Linked DNA regions of Homo sapiens: region 1 is linked to region 2. A link is an interaction called in ENCODE POLR2A ChIA-PET data of the cell type or tissue named here. Cell type or tissue: PC-9. All regions are shown on one strand. Each heading gives the region's core, and the rest is flanking DNA. Links, peaks and the distances in the headings are about the cores only.

Evidence for each region. Peaks named below come from ENCODE experiments on the same cell type or tissue, not always from the same donor. Only the 100,000 strongest peaks of a DNase experiment are listed, where the experiment ranks them.
Region 1: POLR2A ChIA-PET joins it to region 2 with 7 read pairs; 4 of 35 experiments call an interaction of 5 or more read pairs at or near these places.

Annotation. Positions count from the first base shown.
Region 1 is chr20:4,786,996-4,791,380 of GRCh38, reverse strand. It overlaps RASSF2 (Ras association domain family member 2), which reads left to right. Exons shown (of 12, transcript NM_014737.3): 7 at 770-930; 8 at 1,684-1,785; 9 at 3,113-3,164; 10 at 3,627-3,748. Among named protein-coding and RNA genes, the nearest start is that of RASSF2, 34 kb to the left of the region's middle. In PC-9, for the core only: no CTCF peak of the experiment used is centred there; no DNase peak of the experiment used is centred there.
Region 2 is chr20:4,896,304-4,900,688 of GRCh38, reverse strand. It overlaps SLC23A2 (solute carrier family 23 member 2), which reads left to right. Exons shown (of 17, transcript NM_005116.6): 6 at 977-1,134. Among named protein-coding and RNA genes, the nearest start is that of RASSF2, 75 kb to the right of the region's middle. RefSeq lists an enhancer at 3,399-3,920. In PC-9, for the core only: no CTCF peak of the experiment used is centred there; DNase peaks (open chromatin) are centred at 2,238 and 3,338; H3K27ac peaks cover 3,776 bases.

The DNA.
Region 1 (4,385 bases), core at 184-4,183, 110 kb after region 2:
TCAGTGGTATTAAAAGCACTCATAATGTTGCGCAACCATCACCACCATCCATCTCCAGAACTCTTTCCATCTTGTGAAACTGAAACTCTGTACCCATTAAACTCCCAATAGCTCCCCACATCCTTCTCTCTTTAGCTCCTGGCAACCACCATTCTACTCTCTGTCTCTGTAATTTTGTATGTACCTAGAATGTACTTACAGTGTACCTCAATTATATGTGGTACACTTATATGAGGTACACTCTAAGTATCTCATATAAGTGGAATCATTCAGTATTTGCTGTTTTGTAATTGGCTTGTTGCACTTAGCATAATGTCATCAAGGTTCATCCGTGGGTAGCATGTGTCAGAGTTTGTTTGCAGTATCTTGTTAGCTCTTATATCATGCTTATCCTGTGCCAGGCACTATTCTAAGTGCTTTATGTATACTAACTCATTTAAACCCTCAGCAACCCTCTGAGGTGGGTGTTATTATTATCCCTATTTTATATATAAAAGCACCGAGGCACAGAGAGGTTAGTGATATATGGCAATCATGGAGCAGGGATTTGAACCCAGGGAGTCCGGCTCTGAAGTCTGTTCTCTGAACTTTTCCTTGTATAGGTTCTCTGTAAATTCTGCATTATGTTTTTCCCCCAGCAGAAAATATTATTTGTATAAAATATATATTTGTGGAGACAGTGGGTGCTGTCGCACTGGCCACAAATTGGGGACCATGTGCCATGTCCCAGGTCCAGACAGACAGAGTTCATTTCCCTCTCCTCTCTCAGACTCCAGGGGCCTGAAGCCCCTGCAGGAGGACACCCCACAGCTGATGCGCACACGCAGTGATGTTGGGGTGCGTCGCCGTGGCAATGTGAGGACGCCTAGTGACCAGCGGCGAATCAGACGCCACCGCTTCTCCATCAACGGCCATTTCTACAACCATAAGGTAAGGTGGACAGGGGGACGGGGAGGGTGGAAGACCTCTTCCTGGGTAGATGCCACCTCAGGGCTACAGCCATATGGTGGGTGGTGTGGATGCCTGGGAAGCCAAGTGTTTGCTGCTGTTTAGTCTTTGGGTTGTGGGTGGGCTGCAAGCCCTGCTGGCTTCCTGAGGGCTGAGGGACCCCAGGTCAGAAGCCTCAAAGTCCCCCTGTGGGTTCCCCTTAAGGTGGTGGGTGAATTCAGTGGGGCTGTACAAAGCAGTCCCTGCTGTAGCCTTGAAGACCCCATAAACGCAGCTCATCAGTCTCTCCCAAGAAAATCCACGTGTTACCCTCTTCCTGCACACTGTGCCCCCAGCTGGTGTATGGTCTGGCTTTTCCCAGAGCTGAAGCAGAGCTGCAGGTCTCAGACCTGGGGTGTCAGTGCACCACCCACCCCACCCCATCTTGCTGATCCCTCCTTTCCTCCTGCTTTGTTCAAATCCTACCCCCGGAGGCAATACATGGTGGGAGAGTGGTCAGAGACAGCCTTGTGCTGAAGTCCCAGAGGAAGGGTCTTTTTGAGCGTGGAGCATGAACTGAATTATGCAAACCCCGAGGGTTGCTTTGTCTACAAAGCCTGCTGCTTGCCAGTCTGCCGGGGGCTCCCAGGGAGTACATTCTGAGTATCGTTGTCACTGTGCCCTGTACCGCACCTGGATTTTAGCACTGGGTCCTTGTTCCCACTCCCACCCTGAGCTGGGCCCTTCTATTGACAGACATCCGTGTTCACACCAGCCTATGGCTCTGTCACCAACGTCCGCATCAACAGCACCATGACCACCCCACAGGTCCTGAAGCTGCTGCTCAACAAATTTAAGGCAAGTTCCCTTTGCTGAGTGGCCACAGATGGGGTCACAGCTGTGCCTTGGGACTCCTAGAGTGGTTGTGCGAGGAGCTATGGAAATTGTGTGTTTTGTGGGATGCTGAGCAGAGGGCTTCGGTTCTTTAGATCCTCACGATCCAGGACAAAGTCCACAGAATCAGCATCAGCATCACCTGGGTGCTTGTTAGAAATTCAGATTCTCAGGCCCCACCCCAGACCCACTAAATCAGAAATTGTGAGGGGTAGGCCAGGGACGCCGTCTAACAAGCCTGCAGGGGATTTGGATGCCTACCGAAGTTTGAGAAACATCAGCCCTCAAATCCTTTATGGGCTACTTTAGAAGGACCCTGGGGCCTGCTGACTGGTTTTGGGCTCAGTGCGAAGATTGACTTCTGGGACACAGTTGGGAAACCTACTTTGAAATATGATACTTAAATAGACGTGCAAATTATAGTGCAGGAGTGCTTTTAAAGTTCTGTTGCTCTGTGTTTTCCACAATCTCTTGGAGACCAGAGATCTTTTGGAGACCAGGTGTTCTTATTTTTAATGGAAGCCAGTGTAGCCTAACAACCTAAGAACACAGGCTCTGGGTTCAAATCTCCACTGAGCACCTGCTAGTTGGATGAATTGGGCAGGTTACTTAACCTGCCCCTGCCTCTGCTTCGTCATCATAAAATGAGGATAATGGGACTTCACTATGGTATCGTCGTGAGCATTAGATGGGTTGAAGCCTTTAACATTTGTAGAACTATGCCTGGCACATTGCAATAGACGATAGCTGTTATCTATCCTAGTCGTGTGCTACAGAATGACCAATTTGGTCAATGATGCACCACATATACGACAGTGGTCCCGTAAGATTATAATCCATTTTTTATGGTACCTTTTCTGTGTTTAGATATGTTTAGATACACAAATGCTTACCATTGTGTTACAAGTGCTTACGGCATTGAGTACAGTAACATGCTGTATAGGTTTGTACACTAGGAGCAATAGGCTATATACCATATGGCCTAGGTGTGAAGTAGGCTATGCCATCCAGGTTTCTGTAAGCACACTCTATGATGTTTGCACAACAATGAAATTGCCTAGTGACACATTTCTCAGAATGCATCCTCGTGGTTAAGTGCATGACTGTATTATTGATAAAGTCATCTGCCTTCTCGATCTTCTCATCACTTCTGAGAGTTGTAGATAAATAGCTCTCCCCTCAAAACAGCCTAAAATTGACTTAGCTTTGCATTGCTAAAGAAGAGGAAAAGCCTCGAAGTTGGGATGTTTAAATAGAAACTTTCAACAAGAATCTTTTGCTCCTGCTTCAGATTGAGAATTCAGCAGAGGAGTTTGCCTTGTACGTGGTCCATACGAGTGGTGGTAAGTCTGAAGACCACAGTGTACTTTAAAACTTCTAATTAACTCAAAATAGCAAGTTAAAAAAATACCTCTGCCTCCTTTGCTTGTTGTTTGAGTTTTGGAAACTTCCAAATGTTGTTTGCCTTCAAGGCTGATGGGCTTGCTGTATGAGTCTACTAGGGATTGCCTTATATGGCCAGTAAACAAATTCTAAACCTAACTGCCTATTAAAAGAGGAACTAGATTTTCTTAAGAGACAGATAAACCCAATTCCTCCAAGGAGTTTGAGGCATGGTGGTATTGTTGAGGGGTGAGGAGTGGGAGGAAGTTGCTTTTCACAACACCTATGGAATAGTTCACTTATAAATCAGTCTCCTGACGTATATGGCGGCATCTCCTAAGGTGCCTTTGGACCCCTGCATTAACCACTACTTAATGTGAGAAAGGCCTCTCAGGGCTGCTCCTGGGTGTGTGTGGTTGCAGAGAAACAGAAGCTGAAGGCCACCGATTACCCGCTGATTGCCCGAATCCTCCAGGGCCCATGTGAGCAGATCTCCAAAGTGTTCCTAATGGAGAAGGACCAGGTGGAGGAAGTCACCTACGACGTGAGTTCCCTTTGGGTCAGGCGATCTGTCCTCAGGAGGGTGGGGATTTGGTTGGACCACCTGTAACTGGGGTATAGAATGACTTTTTTGACCAACGACCATGCCCCCTTTTACTTCTTCAGCACCAGGTTCTCTCGAAGCCAGCTTTTGCAGAGTAACAAACATCTCCAAATCATAGTAGCTGACAACAGCAAACATTTGCTTTTTTGCCCATGATTCTGTGGTCTAGTAGCAATGGCTCTACTCTAAGTATGGGTTGAGTTCAAGTCTGCACTGTGTGACTCACCCAGAGGCCCAGGCTTTTGGGGCAGTAGTTACTGCACATGGGTGTGGTCCTCATGGCAGATGGCGGAGCATGAGAAACCAGGCCAAATCATGTAAGCATATTTGAAGCCTCCACTCAGATTTGGTGTGTCATGTCCACACACATTCCACTGGCCAAAGCCAGTCACATGGACAAGCTCAGCATTAATAGGGTAGAGAAATGTACTTATCCCAGGGAGAAGAGTTGATAGAGCAGGGTGGGGATTCTTGTGGGGAAAGGGAAGCCATTTTTTAACTTTTTTTTTTTTTTTGGGATGGAGTCTCGCTCTGTTGCCCAGGCTGGAGTGCAGTGGCACCTCCCTGGTTCAAGCTA
Region 2 (4,385 bases), core at 160-4,159:
TGTACGCCCTTAACCCTGCCCTGACTGGAACAGACGAATTCTTTGTTTTCGAAAACAATGCCAGCTCACAGAAAAAGACAGAAAACACTCCATGCGTATGTAACTTATGAAGCTTATGTAACTTTAATCCCCAGACATGAAAGAACTTTTTTAAAGAAATAGACTAATTAACCTAGAAATGTAGATGCAAAATTCTGTATAAAATATTAGCAAATCAAATCCCAGAAGAAAAATACAGTATGACTAACTAGGGTTTGTTTCAAGCATGCAAGAATAGTTCAGCACATCACAATTCATGATAACAGATTAGAGGAGAAAGGCCTTATGGTTTTAGCAATTTATGCCAGAAAAGCATTTTGGGGAAGAAACCCAAATATTTCTAATAAGAATTACATAAGTAAAATATCACCAGTGCTGATATTGACTGTTTCCTTTGTGAGGCATGGATTCATCCAAGTAATAAGTAATAATGACAGTGAATAGTAAGACAATAAAATGTAATGAAAAGGAGAAATGCAGCTGGGCGTGGTGGCTCACGCCTGTAATCCCAGCACTTTGGAGAGGGAGAGGCAGGCGGATCGCTTGAGCCCAGGTGTTTGACACCAGCTTTGCCAACACGGTGAAAACCCATCGCTACAAAAAATACAAAAATAAGCTGGGCGTGGTGGTGCGCCCCTGTAATCCCAGCTATTTGGGAGGTTGAAGCAGGAGAATTGCTTGAGCCTGGGAGGTGGAGGTCACAGTGAGCCAAGATCGCACCATTGCACTCCGTCGAGGGCAATGGGAGTGAAACTGTCTTAACAACAAAGGAGAAATACTGAAAAAGAAGGAAAAAAGTATGGCTTGGTCGAAAAACCAAGGAGATTCTTTATGTGGGCTATTTTTTAACGACAATAAGAGAGAAGAATTAGGATGAAATCAAGAATAAATGAGGAAGGGTTTACTGTTTCTCCTCTGACCCTTTTCCTGCCCACAGCACTACCTGACATGCTTCAGCGGCACGATCGCAGTGCCCTTCCTGTTGGCCGATGCCATGTGTGTGGGGTACGACCAGTGGGCCACCAGCCAGCTCATTGGGACCATTTTCTTCTGTGTGGGAATCACTACTTTGCTACAGACAACGTTTGGATGCAGGTGAGATTGGGGTACTAATGGGGGATGCCAAAGCCCCCAGAAGGCATTGAGCGCAGAAGGCATTGAGCTGCGCCGTTTGCCTAGGGCTGTTGGCAAGGACAGAATGGAGGCACGGGAATGTCCTAGTGGCCGTTGGTCCCCACCCCTCAGTGTTCCTCCCAGTCATTTCCTCTCTTGGTGAATGGCACCACCGCCACCTTCCCCTACCCAGTTGTCCAAGCTGGAAACTCAGCCTCACTCTCCTTCCCCTGCCCCCTTGGCAAGTCATGCTCGCTCCCCAGCACCCCTCTGTGCCCCTATTCCTTACGTTCAGACCAGAGTGTCCCACCAGGCTCCCCGTTGGCTTCCCTGCCTCCAGGGCACTGCTCTTGGACTCACTTTGTGCCCCACACCCAGTGCCATCTTTCTACTTCCACACCCTCCTCAGGGTGAGCCACACTGCAGCTCTCCTCCCTTTTTACACACCAGGCTGCACCCAGCATTTAGGCTTGCCCTTGCTCTCTGCCCCACTTCCATCTCCAGCCATGCCTCTGAGCCCTGTCTCCTGCCTTCCCTGGCCTCACTCCCAAGGGCCCGCTGTCTACCTTCTTGTGTGTCTTCCCTCAACCCGCCTGGCACACAACAGCTCATCCTCCAGGCCCAGCTTGTCCTGCCCTCCCGACTCTGTGGAGCCCTTCATTGTTCTCTGAATTCCCACCTTGTTTTCATCCTTCCAGTGTGGCCTTTATTCCAGTTTGTCCTTTTTGTTTCTATGTCTTTTTCCCACGGTGCTTCCTCCTTGATGCCAGGGCTTTGGCTTGTTCACTTCTGCATTTCCAGCCACCAGCTTAAATGGACGTGGAGCTGGCACAGGAAGGAAGAGAAACATCCTTATCTACCTTCCTACCTCCTCCTGCAAGCTTGTCTTTTCCTCTCCTTTCCTGCTCCTCTCCCCTCTTCGCAGTGCAGCCTCTTGCTTTACCCCAGGGCACTGCTCAGGAAGTGGAGCCTGCTCTGGCAGGACTGTCCTAAGTTCACGGCCAGCTGTCTCTTGCTCTGTCAGAGACAGGCTGAGTAAGGCCTGGCCCTCCCTGCGGTGGGAGGTGGGTGTGAGCTGAAGTCAGGGACTGCATTCTGATGAGTCAGAATCCTTCGGGACCTCAGGGTTGCCCTAACGCGGCACGGGGATAGGGGAGCCTTGGAGGGCGGTGAGCCATGTGCAGGTGTTCTGGTTGCCAGGATAGGCCACACCCTGGGAGGGTAGGCTGCAGGTCTGCTGATGGAAAGAAGCTATGTGGACTAAAGGCTTTGGGGCTGGCAAGCTCTGATGGTTCCCAGATCCCAGCCCTTGCTAGTCTGCCCACAACCACCAAGCTGGGCTGAAGGGAGGAGGGTCTCCTCAAACCCCCCAGGGGGCAGGGCAGGGATATCACTGACCGACTAGGGGAAGGAGATGTGGTCTGGGCCTTCCAAGAAGGGCTCAACCTGACTAGCACCCTCTTTCATTCTTTGGGTACAGTGTTCAGGGCTCTGTGCTTCAAGTCCAGAGTGCACGGCAGAGCTTTTTTTGGCTCACTCAGGATCCTTACCTTGCCCATGGAGCACTGGTTCTCTGGGGAGATGTTCTTTTTCTAAACCGCTGACTTATCCGTGGATTTGTAGGCATAATCCCTCTGTGAATTTGGTCAGTGTCTCTAGCTGAGCATTATTGGTTGACCTGAATAGGGGATGAAAGCTGTGTTTATTGCAGTGAAGTGTGTACCGTGTGCAGCTCTGCCCCAGCTCATGCCAAGGAGGCCAGGCCTGGCCAGCAGCTGAGCCTGATGGGCAAAGTTGCTAATGGGACACAGAAGGGAGGGCCTGGGGGAACTTGGGGTAAATACTTTTGGTCACAGAGGGCATCATCTTGCCCACTGTTGGGGCACAAGACCTAAACAGAACTACCTGGGTCAGCGTGGTTCACCTCCCTGCTGGCCTGGGAAGCAGTTTGAGCGGAGTAAGAACAGGAGAGGGATTTGACACCCTACTGGGATGGCTCAGGGACCCAAAATGCAGAGCTGTGGCCTGGAGGAGGGTGCGTGTCTGTGCGCCCCATGCCCACAAGGCTGGGTGAAAGCAGCCTTTCTTGCTGTGTTTGTGAGGAGTCAGAGTGAGTCCCCCATGACCTTTGGCTGTGCAAGGAATGGCAGCCCCACCCCTGCTTCCATCCTCCCCACAGTGTGGCCATTTGCTTAGTCATAAATCAGGTGGTGCTGACTCTAATCACGTCAGCAACTGTGTGCTGCTGGGCAGGTGCAGGTGTGCTGGGGACTTTGGTGGGGTGTTGGGCTTGTGATAGGGGTTTTCTATGGTTGTCGGGGTGTGGGTGGTGCCCGTTCTCTTAACCTGGGCAAAGAGAAAGAGTACTGGCTCAGCCCTGCAGATATTCAGTGACTGGTCTATGTGGCAGGTGCGGGGCCTGGCCATTGTGGGGCGCAATGGTGACATCGAAGCACATGGCTTGCAGCACGAAGGGCAGCGCCATCAGGGAGACACAGTGCATCCTCCAGGGGACTTGGTGGGAGCCCTGGAGGAGGTGGTGTTTGAGACAGGCCCTGCAGGCTCCAAGGGCTCTGCCCAGGAGGGCTGAGGGAGCAGCTTCCATCCCAGCAGGGGCAGGAGCAAAGGCAGGAAGTCACAGCCTGGCATGATCCCCCTGCCCAGGCACACAGAGGCCAGAGCTTGGGACTTATCAACAGGCACAGGGAGCATTCAATGGCTTTGTTAGCAGGGGACTCGCCCCCGGGGCTGTGCCTTGAAGGACGTTACTTGGTTACTTAGTATAGGGGGTGAGGACCATCCCAGGGGATCAGTGACATCCATGAGAAAGGTGATGGGGGCCTAGGCAAGCCTCAGGGGTGTGGGATAGGAAGGTGACTGTGCTAGGACTGAACTCATTCCCCAGTCTCACTCTTTCTCGTCCTGGGGGTCCCTTCCTGCTTTGAATCCTTAGCTGGAAAGAGAAGCAGCACGGAATGGAATGTGCTTCATGTGTCCTGATTAAAGAATCTTTCCAGTGGAGCGGCTTAGAGAGAGCCTTTGGGATGGGGGAGGGGAGCGCCCCTGCCAGCACCTTGTGGGCAGTCTGGGCCTCCCAGGCTGAGGGGGGCTTTTGCTGTGAATCTGAGCCTGCAGTGCTGTGTGTTGCCTGCACCCCTTGCTTCCTCTCCGACCAGCAGGTGGGCAGTGAGCTGGGGCTCCGGTGGGGGCTCCTGCTCCGCACGGCCTCAGAC